2 separate regions of the Homo sapiens genome follow, and region 2 is linked to region 1. Evidence: chromatin loops called from intact Hi-C (ENCODE). Cell type or tissue: psoas muscle. All regions are shown on one strand. Each heading gives the region's core, and the rest is flanking DNA. Links, peaks and the distances in the headings are about the cores only.

Region 1 (17,674 bases), core at 2,832-5,331:
AGAGATGGGGTTTCACCATGTTGGCCAGGCTGGTCTCGAACTCCTGACTTCAGGTGATCCACCCACCTCGGCCTCCCAAGTGCTGGGATTACAGGCGTGAGCCACCGTGCCCAGCCAAACATTTTAATTATAGCCAAACAGTAGGCTGGAGGCAGTGTCTTCTGGCTGAAGCCAGTAATTTCTCTTTACAGAGGTATCCCAGAGGTGACAGAACTTGATCTGGGCCTGGAAGGGGAAGAATTCGGGAAAAGCAACGTGGGGCATTCCAGGTAAGAGAAATGTGTGCTGGGTGCGGGGGGAGGTTTCTGGAGTGGCTCAGGAGAAAGCAGAGGTCATTATCAATTCATTTGGTGAGATGGTGGAAGAGTAAGAAATGAAATAGGTAAATGATTTAGGGCCAGATTCTGGAGGGGAGTTTAGACTTCGTGACGTTAGTTTACCTGTGTGAGTTGAATGTTGCTATGAATCATTATCCCTGTGAAAAGTGATGAAAATGGTTTTAAGGGTGATTGGGCTGGCAGAGTTATGCTGTTTGGATGGGAGATCCTGTGGGGAGGATAGAAAGGAGGAACTGGAAAAAAAAAAAGCACAATATATCGCTGTGTGTTTTCTTACTCCTTAAAGAGGATTTGGGGAAATTTAAATATGAGTTACTTCTGCTCAAGCATAGAAAGGCAAAGTGACTGAAGTGGGAGAAAAAAGGAAAATCCAGTCACTTATACTTAATTTCTTAAGGTGTTATTCATCCAGAAAGTGAACTTATATAATAATATTTTTGTAAATGCTTTTTGATCACATACTTTATAATAAATACTTTAGCAGTGGGAGAAATAGTACGAATGCATTCCAAGAGGCTAGAAAAGGGATTATATTAAGAAAATATTGTCAAATACCAGGATATTACCAAATCATAGAACTAGAGTATTGGCAGAAAATGCAAAATACTGATGAATCTAATCTCAGGGTAGAGGGAGAATTTGGAGTTGGGGAATAGGAATTGACCAGTGATGAGAAAAAAAGAAAAAAGAAAAGGAGGGAGGAAGGAAGGAAAGAAGGGAAAGAAGGGAGGGAGGGAGGAAGGAGGGAAGGGAGAAAGGAAGGAAGGAAGAAGGGAAGGAAGGAAGGAAAGAAGGGAAAGAAGAGGGAGGGAGGAAGGAAGGAAGGAAGAAGGGAAGGAAGGAAGGAAAGAAGGGAAAGAAGAGGGAGGGAGGAAGGAAGGAAGGAAGAAGGGAAGGAAGGAAGGAAAGAAGGGAAGGAAGGAGGGAAAGAAGAAGGAAGGAAGGAAGGTAGGTAGGTGAGAAAGAAAGAAACTGAGAGAACTAGGCTAGGAAGAACCATGGCCAGGCTGGCTTCAGGTCCCCCCAGAAACTGGTAAATAGGAAGCATGTGCCCCCTCCTTCAGCTGCTCCTGGAATCCAGACCATCAAGTGTCACAGCTGGGCAAGGCTGGGCATAAACGCAGGGAAGCTGGGGCTACTTAGGTCTGCGTCATCTCTCCCCTTCCATCCCTGCTGCCTCTTCTCCCACTATAGTTACTCGAAAAGAACTAACATAGCCTTTTTTCTAGCTTGACCCCCTTTGGTTGAAAGATCAGTATCAACCATGCTTAAATAATCAAACATGGTTAAACAAACATTCTGTGCAATGTTAAGAATTAAATAATAGAAACTCTTTGAGCCCAATCTTTTATTTTGTTTTTTAGTAGAGATGGGGTTTCACCATGTTGGCCAGGCTGGTCTCGAACTCCTGACCTTGTGGTCCACCCGCCTGGGCCTCCCAAAGTGCTGGGATTACAGGTGCAAGCCACTGCACCGGGCGGAGCCCAATCTTTTAAAATACAATAAAAGTTTTCCTTCGGAACTTGGAAACTTACCAAAAATAGTTACAGTCCCTGAGTGGAAAGGAGCTTTGATACACAATTATGTAAAAGAAAGACAACACTCTTTCACCACCGGGAATGAAAAGCATTTCTAATATGGTGACATATTCCCCCAGAGGGGAGGGATGAGGAATGTGATAGTCCCAAACCAGAATGCCAGATGCCTTACTGTTCTCCATTTCCTTTGCTTTTTGTAATTCAACCCTCCTGCTGGACTACACCAAGCCCCAGTTGTCTTCTGATGCTCAACCCAGCTGTTAAAATTTTCAAGCTGTGCAGATATGAAGGGGGCATGACATATACTGAACTTCTCTTTCTTCTTCTGTTGATGCTCATGGTTTCCCCAGTTCAGTGAGTCTTAAGCTGTTTTTTCATTGTGACTCCATGATGTTCCTGTATGACATACTCCCGTGGTCCTACCAAGACTTTTACAAAATCAAACAATTTTTCATGATAAAATTTCAGTGTCACGAAGTACGAATATCCACATAGTCATTTGTAGTCAGTTATTGGTAGATACTAGCTAGATTCAGATGTGATTGCATTCTGTATTTATTTTCTTCACTAATAATCAATGGACTTTGTTAAAAGTTAATAAACTTCATGATAGAAAGTCAGTTTCTCAATTAGGTTTATCTAAGTATAGCAGATTTTTAGCTGCACGTGAAGCAGATCAAAGTAACTGAATACTCAGAATCTAGCAATAAGGAGCCATATCACTTTGTATTGACAAGTTAAAGCAGTTTTTTTTTTTTTTTGAGACAGAGTCTCGCTCCGTTGCCCAGGCTAGAGTGCAGTGGCACGATCTTGGCTCACTGCAAGCTCTGCCTCCCGGGTTCACGCCATTCTCCTGCCTCAGCCTCCTGAGTAGCTGGGACTACAGGCACCCACCACCACGCCCAGCTAATTTGTTTTGTATTTTTAGTAGAGACAGGGTTTCACTGTGTTAGCCAGGATGGTCTCGATCTCCTGACCTTGTGATCCGCCTGCCTTGGCCTCCGAAAGTGCTGGGATTACAAGCGTGAGCCACCGCGCCCGGCTGAAGCAGTTTTTAAAAAAATTGCTTCATCTCCTCCATCCAGTGAATTGATATTTTCCCTAAGCATACCTGTTATGAAATTTATGTTAGTACCTTTAGAATTATATTTCTGTTTCCTAGTATATACTTTATATGTGGATTAGGTATAACTCTGAGAGAATATCTTTCTTAGGTCTGTTACGATTGATGTCAAATTTGAAATCTGCGGATAATATGCCTTTGTTTTTTTTCTAACAAGGTCATGATGTACTATCCCTTTTTTTTTTCTTTTCTTTTGAGATGGAGTAGTCCCAGCTACTCAGGAGGCTAGAGTGCAGTGTCATAATTTCAGCTCACTGCAATCTCTGCCTCCTGGGTTCAAGCAATTTTCCTGTCTCAGCCTCCCAAGTATTTGGGATTACAGGTGCCCGCCACCACGCCTGGCTAATTTTTGTATTTTTAGTAGAGACGGGGTTTCACCATATTGGTCAGGCTGGTCTCGAACTCCTGACCTCAGGTAATCCGCCCTCCTCTGCCTCCCAAAGTGCTGGGATTACAGGCATGAACCACGGCGCCTGGTCTACCCTCTCGTAATCTTTTTTTTTTTTTTTTTGAGATGGAGTCTTGCCCTGTCACCCAGGCTGGAGTGCAGTGGTGCGATCTCGGCTCACTGGCACCTCCACTCCTGGTTCAAACTATTCTCTTGCCTCAGCCTCCCGAGTAGTTGGGATTATAGGTGCCCACCACCATGCCCAGCTAATTTTTGTATTTTTAGTAGAGACGGGGTTTCACCATCTTGGTCAGGCTGGTCTCGAACTCATGACCTCATGATCCACCCGCCTCAGCGTCCCAAAGTGCTGGGAATACAGGCAGGAGCCACCGCGCCTGGCCCCCTTTCTTAATCTTTTAGGGAGATTCTGGTTTTCCTTCCAGGAAATACTCATTTGCCAATGAGTTTGTGTTGCTGCAAAGTTTTCTGCTAAAATTCAAGACAATGTTTATCAACTCAATAAGCACAAATGTGTTACCAAAGAAATAGGACTTCACTGTTAAATGATTTAGTACATATTATTTCACTTCAAAAAAGCCCCAATATATCTGTTTTCCACATAGGTAAATTATGGCAGAGATGATATTAATGAAGAGAGGAACTCTATTAATTACCTATTTCTATGTCAAAGCCAGCCCCAAACTTACTGGCTTAAAAAAGACAAAACAACCAAATTTATTTTTTTCTTATAGCTCTGTGGGTTGGCTGGGCAGTTTGATAGGTCTCTCTGGGACTCAGGCTTACTAATGCGTTGAATTCAGATGACGGCTGGATGTCCGGAATGGCCCAGCTCACATATCAGACTGCTTATGCTGGCTGTTGGCTGCAATTCCTTGGTTCTTTTCCATGTGGGCTTTCATCCTCTATGAGGCTAGAGTTATGGCATGGCAATCTCAGGGCAGGACTCTGGGATAACCAAGTCTGCTGCAAAGGCACTCGTTAAACCTCTGCTTGCTTCACTTTTGTCAATGTGATGTTGGCCCAAAACAAGTCATATGGCCAAGCTGAGAGTCAGTACGAGAGTGAGTTTAGGTGCCATCTCTTGATGGGAAAAATGGCAAGGGGTTTGTGGCTGATTTGGCTGTTTTTAATCTAGAGTGAAAGTTTTCCCACTCTTCTAAAAACCTATTCTTTTTCTTTTGTAAATGAATTATAATCCCAAATTGGAAAATTATTGCCTGGCCCCCTTACTCTGGCGTGGTTGACATGGAAGTATTATATAGAAAGAAAAATCATCCATTACTACAGACATCCAAAACTAGCCCAACTAAAAGTTGTGTTGAGAGAGAAGAGGAGACATGGACAGAAACAGAGGAAAAGGGAACTAAGAGCTGTACATTGGTATCTAGAAATGAATTCTACACTGAGAAATAATAGCACAAGAATGGGTGGACAAGGTCATAGCACGTGATACAATAAAATGGTTATAGTAAAAACCACAGTGATACAAAAAGCACATATATTTACATGAGGCTTTGTAATTTAGAGATTGCTTATGTCTTACCACATTTATCTTCAAGCTAAGTATATAAAGTACTCAAGATGATATTGATTCCCATTTTTCAGTTGATTAAACTAAGATTCAGGGCGCTTCATTAACCTGTCCAAGGTCATAATACCATTAGATGAAGAACCAGGATCTAAGAATTTCTGATAACCAGCCTTGCTCTCATTCTGTGGTAAAACTTCATGCAAAGAATAAACAAGAAAATAAGTGTCAGGAAGTGAGTTTTGAAACTTTATCAAACAAAATATATTCTAAACAAAGAAATTAATGGCCTTTTTGTTTGTTGTTTGTTTTAGTAGTAATTGATAGAAATATTACGTGGGATAGGATTTATTCTCTCCACACTTCTGAACCAATGAATAGAAAATGGGAAGCAAAACTGAAGCAAATTGAAGAACGAGCATCTCATTATGAGAGGAAACCGTTGTCCTCAGTGTATAGACCAAGATTGTCCAAGCCAGAAGAACCACCCTCCATCTGGAGACTATTTCATCGACAAGCTCAAGCTTTTAATTTTGTTAAAAGCTGTAAAGAAGTAATTTCCTCCTCCTCCTCTTCTTCTTCCTCCTCTTCCACTTCCTCTTCTTTCTTCTTCTTCTTCATTATAATTTCAGTTCTTTAAAAAAAAAAGTCTATTATTTGTCTTCATTTCAGGCCATGTATTCTACCAAGAAAATTTAATGGCAATCTTAATGGCATGTGATTTAGGAAAAATATTCCTGTGAATCATTAACCATTTAATTTATATTAGTAATGAAAAAGAATGACACATCTAGTACCAATTAGTTTTTAAAAATTGTGATGATATTTAAATGAAGCTTTATGCTTAGAGGGAGGGGAACCATATTTATTTCAACACAGTAAGCAAGTAGGAGAAAGAAGTGTCAGCCTTTCAAAGAACATGGTGCTGAAAAATAAAAATCACTGGCCGGGCGAGGTGGCTCATGCCTGTAATCCCAGCACTTTGGGAGGCCGAGACGGGTGGATCACCTGAGGTCCGGAGTTTGAGACCAGCCTCACCAACATGGAGAAACCCTGTCTCTACTATAAATACAAAATTAGCCGGGTGTGGTGGCGTATGCCTGTAATCCCAGCTACTCCCAAGGCTGAGGCAGGAGAATGGCTTGAACCCGGAAGGCGGAGTTTGCTGTGAGCCGAGATCGCGCCATTGCACTCCAGCCTGGGCAACAAGAGCGAAACTCCATCTCAAAAATAAATAAATAAATAAATAAATAAATAAATAAATAAATATCACTAAATCAAGCAACAGATGTGTATTGCACATTCTTTTTTTTTTTTGGGGCACTGTGGGGAATGTAAAGAAATATGAAAGAAACGATAAGATGCTTATATGATAGCATAAGTGTGCTGTGAGTCTGATCACTGTTGCTGTATAAAATCTCCAAGTGCTGGAAGTTTTAGAAGGACCTCTCTTTCTCTAGTAAGGGTAGGCTTACTCAAATCTCATGAGAATGGTTTAAGAAATACCTTTCTTAGGCATTTTGGGTAAACCTAATTCAAGCAGCAGAAATTAAAATACTGACAGATTCATTTGAACTTGAATTTTAAAAAGATATAGATAGGGGTATGCTTGTTGGACTTGCTAATCACCAGTCTATAAAATTTATTTCAAAAAGGTTTTTGTTAGGGTTAAGCAACTGAGTCCTGTGATTTTTCACTCATGAAAAGAAAAATATGCTCACCAGCTACCTTTAGCTAAGAGGAAACAAAAGAACTTGTGGATGTATTCCTCTATTAGAAGAACCCTTATGGCAGGAGGCATGAGCAGTTATATTTAAACAACTACCGCAGTAATTAACCTTTAAAAAAATGGTTCCGGCTGGGTGCGGTGGCTCATGCCTGTAATCCCAGCACTTTAGGAGGCTGAGGCAGGCAGATCACTTTGAGGTCAGGAGTTCGAGACCAGCCTGCCCAGCATGGTGAAACCTCGTCTCTACTAAAAATACAAAAAATTAATCGGGCGTGGTGGTGGGCACCTGTAATCCCAGCTACTTGGGAGGCTGAGGCAGGAGAATCGCTTAAACCTGGGAGACAGAGGTTGCAGTGAGTCGAGATCACGCCACTGCACTCCGGCCTGGGCAACAGAGCAAGACTCTGTTTCAAAAAAAAAAAAAAAAGGCTCCTACATACATTTTTTTATGTACTGGGGAATTTACTAATCAATTTTAGCCCAAATCATTTATAATAATAAGTAGTTTTGAAAAATAAGTTTAATTTCATAAACTAAGAAATAAAACTATCATAGGAAGTCATACAAGTAATATTTTTAAGAGTGGTTTCTCTCCTTTTTTCTCTTTGGTCTGCATATTCTAATTGTTTTCACCTTTTGTATGAATGATTAAAAAATAGGTATAATTAGATTTTGAATGGCATAAACCTAGTGACTATTTGTCTTGTTTTTAATAATACAAATGTTCAAATTACAGTTTCTGAAAACTTGAATGAAAAATTCTTTATGAACATTCAGTAGCTACAGTTGAGTTTAGGTTTGCATTTTGTGAATTTTTCTGAATTCTTTTTTGATTTTATGCAGGACGTTCATGTATTTGCTTTGGAATGCAAAGTAGGAGATGGACAACGTATTTACCTTGTGACAACCTATGCTGAATTTTGGTTTTACTATAAATCCAGGTAGGTAGCATGCAGCAGAACCACACATTAAGCTAGAGTTCCATTTCCTTTGCCTAGGAATTTTGGTGAAATTAGTTCAGGCTGAATTGGCTTCCACAGTTCGTGACCACACTATTAGTTGCTCTTAGAATTGAATTCTGGAGTTTTCTTGTCATAGCAATGCTTGAGTATCTCACCAGGTGCTGGGAGAAAATAATCATGCACATACACGAATATATGCGTGTACTCAAAGGGAGTTTTGAAATTTCTCTTTTGCAAACAGGTATTAAATTATACTATTAATCACAAAGGAATATTTATGTTACTTACCTAGTAATGAAATATCTGCTTTATCTTGACTTTATTATTACTATTTTAAATTATTTGTTATTAGCTTTAGTTTTAATTTTTTAATTTTTTTGAGATGGAGTTTTACTCTTGTTGCCCAGACTGGTCTGCAGTGCCATGGTCTCGGCTCACTGCAGCCTCTGCCTCCCGAGTGCAAGTCGTTGTTCTGCCTCAGGCTCCCGAGTTGCTGGGATTACAGGTGCCCACCACCATGCCTGGCTCATTTTTATGTTTTTAGTAGAGACGGGGTTTCACCATGTTGACCAGGCTGATCTTGAACTCCTGACCTCAGGTAATCCACCCACCTCGGCCTCCCAAAGTGTTGGGATTACAGGTGTGAGCCACTGTACCTGGCTTATTAGCTTTATTTTGACTGAGTGATCTATTCAAGTATTTCTTTTTTTTTTTCTTTCTTTTTTTTAATTTAAAAAATTTTTTTTGAGACAGTTTCACTCTTGTTGCCCAGGCTGGAGTACAGTGGCACAATCTCAGCTCACTGCAACCTCCCTGAGTTCAAGCAATTCTCCTGTCTCAGTCTCCCAAGTAGCTGGGATTACAGGTGCCTGCCACCACGCCTGGCTAATTTTTGTATTTTTAGTAGAGACGGGATTTCATTATATTGGTCAGGCTGCTCTCGAGCTCCTGACCTCAGATGATCTGCCTGCCTCGGCCTCCCAAAGTGCTGGGATTACCAGCATGAGCCACCGCACCCAGCCGTATTCAAGTATTTCTCAGACTTGAGTAATGTGTGGAAAAGGAGAGTAAATTGTTAGCATGCCCTATATTGATTTAGAATACTTTTATTCAAATGTTGCTAAGTAGCTTCAAATATGAAACTGGATTTATTTATGTTGATATACATGCAACACCAGTTAGAGTTGAATGAAAATCATTAAGACAATGTGACAGATGTTTTGCTGAAACTCAGTCTCATCTTCCCATGTAAATATGGAACTGACTGCTACAGGGTGTGTATGTATGTATGTGTATGTGTGTGTTGAGTTCCTCCACTACCTGTACCACCTGATGATACAATTTTCACATAACTTTTCCCTCTTCAAATTACTAGAAGTCCTTAATTTGTATAGGATGCCATCTGAATATCACTTAGCCCAAATTATCATTTGCAAATTAAGTCAGCATCTCTCCCTATTTAACCCATGTCAAAGTCATTCCTCTTAATGCCAGAAAGAATGTAACTGCAAACATGAGCGTTGGGAGCTTATCAAAGTCAGGTGATTCAGAATTTTTTAAGCAATTTTTAAAATATTATCTTCCAATGAAAATACAGAATTTAAAAATTCTCATGGAAAATTCATGGAATCCCAAGAATATGGAATCCTGAAAAGAACATTTTTTTTCAAAGAAAATTTGTTTCATGGTGACACTAAAAACAAATATAGAGGTATTACACAATATCAAACTCATCTGTGAATAAATAACACTGTAAGATTGACTGTATTTTCTAGTTAAATAATGTTACAGGATATAATTGTTGCATTTTGCTTGATGGAAACCCTTGATAAGATGAGCCATAAACCTATGGTGAACAGTTCATTTTATCATGTTCTTATTTCATACTTGTATGTAGTGAAAGCACAGTTAACACAGTACTTGCAATGTAAGATAGACTGCCATGATTTAAAAGGTATAAGATAGAGGCTGGGCGTGGTGGCTCATGTCTGTAATCCCAGCACTTTGGGAGGCTGAGGCAGGTGGATCACTTGAAGCCAGGAGTTCAAGATCAGCCTGGCCAACATGGCGTAAACCCTGTCTACTAAAAATGCAAAAATTAACCAGGCGTGGTGGCGTGTGCCTGTAGTCCCAGCTACTCGGGAGGCTGAGGCAGGAGAATCGCTTGAACCCAGGAGGAGGAGGTTGCAGTGAACCGAGATCACACCACTGCAGTCCAGCCTGGGCAACAGAGCTGACTCAGTCTCAGTCAGTCAATCAATCAATCAATAAAGGTATAATATATCAATTTAACAATCTTGAATTATTCAATTTAGAAAAAATCTCTTACACTGCTATGAAGTTATTCCTGAAAATGCTGTGTGCAAGCTTTATTTTGATTTGGAATTTAACAAACCTGCCAACCCAGGAGCTGATGGGAAAAAGATGGTTGCATTACTCATTGAGGTAAATGGCCAACTCAAGTTTTTCTTATTTCTATCCATCTCTTCATTGGCTTATTCATTCAGTGAATTCAGCCTACATAATAGTAGGTTCTGTATCTCTTCTTTTTCTTGCTACTCTTCCTTTTGACTTTAGGATTTTTTAATATTACTTGTATGAGTAAACTGTGAAAAGGAAGGAAAGTTCAATTTGTGTTCATATAGTTTGCAATTTTGCTGTCTGGTAAAAAAAATGCTTTGAAAAAGATGTCAGTTTGAAAATTTTCTATATTTTAAAATTATATATTAATTCTCTGACTTCCATTACGAATAGCTGACTTTGGTAAAACCAGGCAAAATAATTTTTACTGTAAAAATTGGGTACTGAGATGAACCTCAAGAACACTGACTACAAATAGTATTAGAATTTTCAAGCTTGCAGGAATTTTGGAAATCATCTTATCTTGTCCCTTTCAAAATGAGGAAATTAAGGCCCAGACGAAACTAATTCCTATTCAAGGTCCTACAGCTAGTAATGGTAAAATCTTGTCTAAAAATATAGTTACTATTTTTAACTAAGAGAAAAAATACTGTAGTTCTTTATTTTTGATTTAGCTGTGTCAACCAGGAAGTTACTAATAAAAGGAATAGCATGGACTTGTGCAGCTAAGTTCTATTAGGATTATTTCAAAAAAAATTTTCAGATTGTATCACAGGAAGTTGTGTTAAAATTGTATTGACTATTATTCAGCCTAAGTGTAGGTACTGACACTTACTGACTAGCTATTTTTCTTTTAAATGTTAACTGAATAATAATGTTATAGATTACCCATTTTATAACTTTTAAAATATATCCAGATTAAAATGTTTTTGATAAAGAATATCTGCTAGTATTCTCTGTTGGACCTCTACATGCTTGATTTTAAATCTTTGTGAAAATGTATGTGAATGCTATTTAAAAAATATATAGAATGTTAGCTTTATCCTGGCTTTGAAGCAGAAGAAATATATATAAAGTCCCCCACCACCCCCAAAAAAAACCCCAAATTATATTTTTCTTCAAATAGCCATTGAACCCTTAAAAATAAATTTAGATGCTTATTTCATTACAGCTGGTAAATTCTGTTTAATTTTAAACCTTTATTATTATTATTATTATTATTATTATTATTATTATTATTTCTGAGACAGAGTCTAGCTCTGTCACCCAGACTGGAGTGCAGTGGTGTGATCTCAGCTCACTGCAATCTCTGCCTCCCAGGTTCAAGCAGTTCTCCTGCCTCAGCCTCCCGAGTAGCTGGGATTACAGGTGTGTGCCACCATACCTGGCTAATTTTTGTATTTTTAGTAGAGATAGGGTTTTGCCATGTTGGCCAGGCTGTTCTTGAACTCCTGGCCTCAAGTGATACACCCATCTCCGCCTCCCAAAGTGCTGGGATTATAGGCGCGAGCCATTGTGCCTGGCCTAATTATGTTTTTAGTAATTCATAAGTATTGACTTTCTTCTACAGTCTAAAGTAAGATTTCTTGTGTAGTTTCTCCATGGGCTACAAGGAACCTCGATTCAGAGATTTTCACTGCCACTTAACATTGCATATTAGCAAAGAAGTACCACATTGCATTAGAAACTAGAAATATTTCTAATGAAATGAACACTGGAGCAAATTTCATTTGTAACACATATTAATAAACACTGGTATGGCAAAGACCATGTAGGTGTTTAGAATTTTTTTCTCCTTATTCTTTATACTACTTTATCCAAATGAGTCTTGAGCAGCTAATCTTCTGCATCAGCAAAACTGTTGGAAGAAACTGTAGAAATCGAAGTTCAAAATTATACAGCATTTTTATTTAACATGTTTACCATGTTGATAGAACAGTTCTCATTGGATTACTTTACTTAATATAATGCTTTTTATAATGATTACATTGAAATTAATTTCATTTATTGGTTACTTTGTATGCAATAAGTTTATAATCCAGTAAGTACTTTTTCCTTTGAGTCTTACTGTGAGGAGGCATAATTAGGTTAGCTCTTATGCTAATTTAGCAGATGGTTAATAATAATTGGTGATAATGTAAAATACCCTGTGGTTCAGTGGCTAAACTGACACATTTCAATAAGCCCCTTCTCCACAGTTAGAATGAATTCTGGTGCTAATGTATTTTATTAGGACCACATTTCAGGGCAACATTGTCCACTCATGTAAGTTTAACTTCTGGATTTTATAATTTAATTATTTAAGTAACTTAAAGTTTTAATTAAAGTTAATCTTGGGAAATAGAATTTAGGAGAATATGATTACTTGTCCTACCTAAAGCATCACTAAATTTATTCTCTGTAGCTCCGAAAGTACAGAAGTCGACTTCATTCATCAAATAGTTTTTAGTCCCTACTAAGTGTCAGGCACTGTGCCCAGGCACTAGGATTACCAAGTGGTAAGTCAAAGAGACATAATGTCTGATGGCATACACTTTGTAGTCTAATGGAGGATAATACGTTAGGATAGATTTAGCTGCCATAATAAAGACCCAAAATTAAACTGGCTTAAACAAGACAGAAACCTATTTCTCCCCCAAGTAATATCTAATGTGGCTCCGTACTGTTAGGGACTAGGCTTGTTGCTTTGCTGTCCCTAAGATGTTGCCTTCTTCCATTGTCCAAGATGGCTCATACCACTGTGTCTGCATTCTAGTCAGTACAAATGGAGAAGGGGACGGTACGCCCTTTGCCTGTTAGAGGATCACTTAGAAGTGGCATACTTTCCTTCTCACGTCCCATTGGCCAGACTTAGCAGCCACACCCTGCTGTAGAGGAGCCTGGGAAATGTAGTCTTTGTTCTGGATGGCCTCCAATCTAGCTAAAAAATTGGGATTCTGCTTCTACAGAGGGAGAGAACAAATATGGAGGAAGAGCCCCTGTAATACAGAGGAAACATGTCAAACTAATCACATAAATCAACCTAAAATTGTAAGTCTATAAAGAGAAAAAGAGTATGTAGGGGGAATTTGATGTAGAGAGGGAAATCAAGGAAGCCCTCTCTGAGAAAGAATTTACAGAAGAGTAAAGCCAGAGGGCATGAGGACAGTGTGGTGTTAGAAGAATCCCAAAATATCATTAAAAATACAGTTTATTGCGTAACTTTGAGGTATCTAAACTGACGGCAGTTCATAAACATTTTTGCTCATGTCAAGATAATATTGCATGGTAGTTCTTAGTAGCTTCATTTTGCAAATGAGAAAATTGAAGCTTTAGGGACTTGTCCTAAGGCTGCACAACCAAGGCTTTTTTAAGCAGTTACATGTGCTAAAAATTTCCATTTTCTTTTTTATTCCTTAAAGCAACTCCAAAAGGTAGCTGCTATTATTATTCCTGTTTAGCAGCTGGGAAATGTTAAGGTTTAGATTTGACCAAAGCCATAGAGCTGGCAGATGGCAAAGCCAAAACTGACACTGACCTGTCTCTGACTCCAGCCCCCGTGCTTGCTGCCTTTCTATTGTGCATGGCCTTCATGCCCAGTGCCTTGTAGTCTCAGAGGCTGTATTCTTAGAGCTGGAGTCAGGCTCAATATGAACTAGACACTTTCTGGTAATTAAAACCATTAAAAAAAATGAATTAATGACTTTTTTTTTTTTTTTTTTTGAGATGGAGTCTCACACTGTCACCCAGACTGGAGTGCAGTGGCACCATCTTGGCTGACTGCAATCTCCGCCTCCTGGGTTCAGGTGATCTTCCTGCCTCGGCCTCCTGAGTAGCTGGGACTTATAGACACCTGCCACCACGCCTGGCTAATTTTTATGGTTTTAGTAGAGACTGGGTTTTACCATGTTGGCTAGGCTGGTCTCAAACTTCTGACTTCAAGTAATCTGCCCGCCTTGGCCTCCCAAAGTGCTGGGATTACAGGCATGAGCCACCACGCCTGATCAGAAATTAATGACTTTTTAACTCATAGATGATATATAAAGAGATGCTTATTGCTTATAGAAAAATTTTAAAACAAAAAATATAAATTATTTGCATTTTACTTGTGTTTTTAGTATGTGTGTAAAGCACTTCAAGAGTTATACGGTGTTAATTGCTCAGCTGAAGATGTTTTGAACTTGGATTCTAGCACTGATGAAAAATTCAGCCGGCATTTAATATTTCAGCTCCATGATGTGGCATTTAAAGATAATATTCATGTTGGTAAGTACACGGCTTTTTAAAAATCATGGAGTTGTATTCAAAACTCATATGTTCTTATTCCTCTTAAAATTTTGTGTGTACTTATCAAGTTTTATGGTCATTAACTTATCCTAAAAAATGCGATGTAGGCTGAGTGCAGTGGCTCACACCTGCAATTCTAGCACTTGGGGAGGCCATGGTGGGCGGCTCACTTGAGGCTAGGAGTTTGAGACCAGCCTGGCCAAGCTGGCAAAACCCTGTCTCTACTAATTAGCCGGGCATGGTGGTGCATGCCTGTAGTCCCAGCTACTCGGGATGCTGAGGCACAAGGATTGCTTGAACCCAGGAGGCAGAGGTTGCAGTAAGCCAGGATCACACCACTGCACTCCAGCCTAGGCAACAGAGTGAGACCCTGTCTCAAAAAAAATAATGGCAATGTGTTTCTTCATGTTTTCAAGATGTTCCCTTAGCTTTGGACCTGTCTTTCTGTTCTAGACACATCAACCTATTCAGGACATCTTTGGCATTTGCATCTCTAATCCTAGATACTGGGATGGCCATCCATGTCCAGATAGTGGTTTCTGCTCCAACATGATTTATTTCAGTTTCCTGGAAAGTGCATGAGAGGCCTTTCCATTTCAAGCCTTATCTGCAATCTCATTTCTGGATTTCTGACCTTTGCTTCGGCCTTGCTTTGGGGCTTCGGTCCCAGGTCGTATCAAAGATGGCTTGTTTATTGTTCCAGGCAGAGCTTCAGGGTTGGGATAATTCTAGATGTACGAGTCTGAAAGTGAAACCAGATTATTTATCTCAGGCCTGGGCCCAGGTGTAAAACAAAGTCAGTCCAAAGGAGAAACACATAGTTAGAATGGGAACACCATATGAAGGTCTGAATAAAAGCCAAATCCTGAGTGCTTATCAAAGCAGGGGTGGGACAAGAGTCCAAACAGCAGATGATTGACTGAAGCTCAGGTAACAGGTAATTCAGTTCAGAGCTGCTAGCGTCTTAGAGTTTCACGGCCACCTAGAGTAAAAGGCGTGGACATGGTCACTAAAGCACTGGCATGAAAGCCAGGAACCTGATTTCTGGATTAGGGGAAGGTGGCCACAGAGACCCAGCATGCTGTTTTCACAAGGCTCTCGTCACCTGCCTGTTTCCTGGTAGCTCAGCTGGACGTTCCTTCTCAGTCTCTCTCCCTCATCCTGTGAGAAACACAGTCACCCATCCAAACCCAAAGAATGGACTTAGAGGCATGGAGAACAGTGAAAGTGAGACTTTTTTTTTGAGACAGAGTCTCGCTCTGTCGCCCAGGCTGGAGTGCAGTGGCACGTTCTTGGCTCACTGCAACCTCCGCCTCCCGGGTTCAAGCGATTCTCCTGCCTCAGCCTCCCGAGTAGCTGAGACTACAGGCGTGTGCCACCATGCCCGGCTAAGTTTTTGTATTTTTAGTAGAGGCGGAGTTTCACCAGGTTAGCCAGGATGGTCTTGATCCCCTGACCTTGTGATCTGCCCGCCTTGGCCTCCCAAAGTGCTGGGATTACAGGCGTGAGCCACCGTGCCTGGCCGAAAGTGAGACTTTTAATAACGGCCTTACAAGATTGGGTGTCTGGTAGACAGGCACATTCAGGGCAGTTACAGCAGGTAATTTATCTCCTAGCACGCAAGTCCCTCCCCCAGTTCCTCATTGGCTGAGTACTATGGGGTTAACAATCTTTCCAGACATCACCTAAGTTTCATTATCCCCCTTATAAGGTTATACCCCATCCCCTTCCCCACTTGAGTTTTGATTTTCCAATAACAAACTTTCTTCCTTTTTATGGGCTGACCCCTCCTCTACATTCTGTTCACTTATTAAGACTTTCTAGGTGCATGAGCCGTGTGGTTTGTTACATTTGCAGGCTGGCTGCCGGTACTTAGATTTATCATGGCTTGAAAATGAACCATTTAAAATGTTTTCTCACAATCCTTCAGATATTAGTAATGGTAGAGTCCATCTTTGACCCTCTTCCCACTCTATCCTCACCCTTGATGATCAGCCACCATCATGGCTTTGATATGCATCTATGTTGATGACTCTGAAATCTTTATCTTCAGCCCAGATTGTTCTAGACGTCAGACCCATCCAGCCAACTGCCTCTAAACACTCCCCACACAGATGGTTCCAACTTGGCATGTCCTGTGCTGAGCTCCTCATCCTTCCCCAGAGTCACATCTTCTCCGTGATGTGTGTATCAGTGAGTGGTGTCACCAGTTACCCAAGTAGACACGTTGGTATCATCCTTGCCCTCTCTGTGCCTCTCGCCCTACTTAGCCAGTCAGCTGGCTAGAGTGCGCTGATTCTGCCACCTGTGTGCCTCAAACCCTCCAGTGATTATTCGCTGCCTTCAGGCAAAAGCATGGATGCCGTAGCTTGCAAAGCGAGGCCCGCTGTGCTCCAGCCTCATCTTCTGCCACCCTGCCCTTTGCATTCAGCTCCTGTCCTGGGCCACATTTCCTCTAGTCCATGGGCCTTTGAACCTTTTGATGCTGCTGTCTAAACCGTTGTGCCTCCAGATTCACCTGGCCTGTTAGGATTCTGTAGACGTCAAGCTATGTGAGAAGCTGTTTCTGTCATATCTCAAACCCTAAGCCTTACTTGGATTAGTGTTCCTCTGGGTTGCAGAGAACGTCCAGGGCTTATGGTGTCAAAGCATTTACCACTTCCTGAGGTCATTTCCTGTTTTCTTTGTCATCTCCTCTATTCTACTTAATGTTTCTCTAGGGCAGGGACTGTTTCTTACTTTGGTATTTCCAGAGCTTAGCCCATAATAAAAATATCATTATCAATAATATTACTAATAATATTATTAATTACTAATATTATTAATTATTAAAAGCGATTATAAATACAAGTCGGCAGCCTCATCTCCCGCCACCCTGCCCTTTTCATTCAGCTCCTATCATGGGCCACATTTTCTGTAGCGCTTGGGCCTTTGCACTTGCTGATGCTGCTGTCTGACACGATGTGGTCTGTTCACCTGGTCCTCCTTACCATTCGTGCATTCATTCAGAAGGCATTAATAAATACCTTTAGGGACTTGTCCTAAGGCTGCACAACAAAGGCTTTTTAAGCAGTTACATGTGCCAGGCACTGTGCTAAGTCCTTAGTTTCATTTTCTTGTTTACTCCTTACAGCAACTCCAAAAGGTAGGTGCTGTTGTTACTCCTGTTAAGCAGCTGGGGAATGTTAAGGTTTAGATTTGACCAAAGTCACAGAGCTGGCAGATGGCAAAGCCAAAACAGACACTGAGCTGTCTCTGACTCCAGCCCCCGTGCTCGCTGCCTTTCTGCAGTGTGTGGCCTTCATGCCCAGTGGTATCTGAATAAATCCCTTCCAAATGAAGCGTGAATAGTGAGGAGGGACTGCCGTCAGGGTGTGGAGGCAGAGTGCCAAACAGGCTGTTTCTTTGCTTGCCGTGTAC
Region 2 (2,500 bases), core at 1-2,500, 71 kb after region 1:
GCCAGTGGTGACAGAGCTGAACTGCTGTAAGGGGGCCTGGTAAGAGCCAAGCAACCATTTCTTCATGCTCAAAGTTTAGCATGACAGTGCAAACTTCAACATTTTTTCAACTAAACAGCTGCTTAAATAATGAACATATCAACTGCACAATTTTTAAGTTAGTAGTATACTTTGTATTGCCCTCCACGAGGCAAAGGGATTTATTTACTCTATTGCTGTGAATAACAAGGGGGGAAAAAAGAAATAGAACAATCCCAAACGTCCACAGATAACCACTCACATAAACTGGATTCTTACAACTTCATAATAAAAAGACAAATAATCCAATTTAAAAACGGGCAAAGGGTGAACAGAAACTTCTTCAAAGAATATACAAATGGCCAATAATCATACATAAGAAGGTCAAAGGGAAAAAAAAAGCAAATGGTCAGCCATAAGTACACGGAAAAGGTGCTGAACACCATTAGTAATTAGGGAAATACAAATCAAAACCACAGTGAGATAGTACTTCACACCCAAACAAACACCCAGAAAATAGCAAGTGTAGGCAAGGATGTGGAGAAACTGAAACCCTTGGGCCCTGCTGGTGGGAACACAGGCACTGTGGAAATGGTGATTCCTGAAAATATAAAATATATATGATCCAGCAATTCCATTTCTGGGTAAATGTCCAAAAGAGGAGAAAGCAGGGACTCAAACAGATATTGATACACTCATGTTAGTATTAATAGCAGAATTATTCACAGTCAAAAAGCAGAAGTAACCCAAGGGTCCATTAACAGATGAGTAGATAAAAATAAAATGTGGTACATACAGACTGTTCTTCAGCTTAAAAAGGAAATTCTGGCTGGGCGCAGTGGCTCACGTCTGTAATCCCAGCACTTTGGGAGGCCGAGGCAGGTGGACCACCTGAGGTCAAGGGTTCAACACCAGCCTGGCCAATATGGCAAAGCCCCATCGCTACTGAAAAATACAAAAATTAGCCAGGCGTGGTGGTGGTGGTCCTGGGGGGTGGGGGGGGGGGGCGCCTGGAATCCCAGCCACTCGGGAAGCTGAGGCAGGGAGAATTGCTTGAACCCAGGAGGTGGAGGTTGCAGTGAGCCGAGATCGCGCCACTGCACTTCAGCCTAGGTGACAGAGGAAGACTTCGTCTCCAAAAAAAAAAAAAAAAAATTTCTGACTCAGGCTACAACACAGATAAACCTTGAAGACATTATGCTAAATGAAATAAGCCAGTTACCAAAGAACCAACTATTCTATGTTTCCTTTTACATCAGATTCCTAGAAAACAGAATGATGGTTGCCAGGAGTTGAGGGGAGGGAAGAATGGGAAGTTGTTTAATAGGTGGAGCATTTCAGTTAGGAAAGATGAAAAAGTTCTGGAGATGGATGGTGATGATGGTTGCACAACAACGTGAATGTATTTATCTGCTACAGAGTTAATACACTTAAAAAAGGTTAATATGGTAAACTATATTTTACCACCCATACCCCATACACACACTCACACCCACAATGAGGTGCTGGGATGGCTAGAATAAAAAACTCAGTAAGTTTTGGTGAAGGTGTGCAGAAACGGGAACTCTCATATACTGCCATGGAATTGTAAAGTGGTGCAGCCGCTTTGTAAAACAGTTCCTCAAAAAGTTAAAAATAGAATTACCATAGGACTCAGCAATTCTGCTCCCACTATATGCCCAAGAGAAGTGAAAAAAGTCCACACAAAAACTCTTACACAAATGTTCACAGCAGTATTATTCACAGTGGCCAAAAAATAGAAACCACCCAAATGTAACTGATAAATGGGTAACAAGCTGCGGTATATCCAAACAATGGAGTATCACTGAGCTATAAAAACTTACAGGAATGAGGTAGATACACGTTACAACATGGACAAACCCTGAAAACTAAGTAAAAGAAGCCAGTCACAAAGGACCAGAGTCTAGGATTCCACTGATATGTCCAGAAATGGCAAATCTGTAGAGACAGGAAGGAGATTCATGGCTGCCAGGGGCTTGAAGGAAGGGGGAAGAGGGAGTGACCACTCATGGGTACAGGGTTCTCTACAGGATAACAATTTTCTGGAATTAGATAATGCAGACGGTTGTACAACCTTGTGAATAAATTAAAAACCAATGACATGTACACCTTAAAAGGGTGAATTTTATGGTATGTGAATTCATTTCCATTTTTAAAATTATGGGGTTTTAGGTTCAGATCTTTTAGATTTAGATTTTAGACAAATAGGACATTTTTATCAAGTCATAATAAAAGACATTATTCTGGTGAATACATTTCACCTTATAAAATGTATAATATTTTCTTTAAACAAAAAATTAAACCAAAAGCCTTCAAAATTCTCTTAAAACTTATTCCAGCAAAAATGCCTGACTACTGCAGTTCTAGATGTGGGGACACATGGCATTTTCTCTGTCATTTCTGGCTTCTGGAGTGCCCAGTGACACAAGCAGCCCACCCTGACAACTCACACACTCCTGGC

What was found. Peaks named below come from ENCODE experiments on the same cell type or tissue, not always from the same donor. Only the 100,000 strongest peaks of a DNase experiment are listed, where the experiment ranks them.
Region 2: it touches region 1 in a loop (2.9-fold over the local background); 61 of 110 quality-filtered maps call a loop at or near these places.

What each region holds. Positions count from the first base shown.
Region 1 is chr4:184,651,832-184,669,505 of GRCh38, forward strand. PRIMPOL (primase and DNA directed polymerase) reads left to right here. Exons shown (of 14, transcript NM_152683.4): 2 at 192-269; 3 at 5,251-5,489; 4 at 7,509-7,606; 5 at 9,943-10,072; 6 at 14,086-14,233. The coding sequence starts at 5,310. Among named protein-coding and RNA genes, the nearest start is that of PRIMPOL, 11 kb to the left of the region's middle. In psoas muscle, for the core only: no CTCF peak of the experiment used is centred there; a DNase peak (open chromatin) is centred at 4,220; H3K27ac peaks cover 2,391 bases.
Region 2 is chr4:184,725,962-184,728,461 of GRCh38, forward strand. The region is part of intron 3 of CENPU (centromere protein U); the gene reads right to left. Among named protein-coding and RNA genes, the nearest start is that of CENPU, 6.9 kb to the right of the region's middle. In psoas muscle, for the core only: no CTCF peak of the experiment used is centred there; no DNase peak of the experiment used is centred there.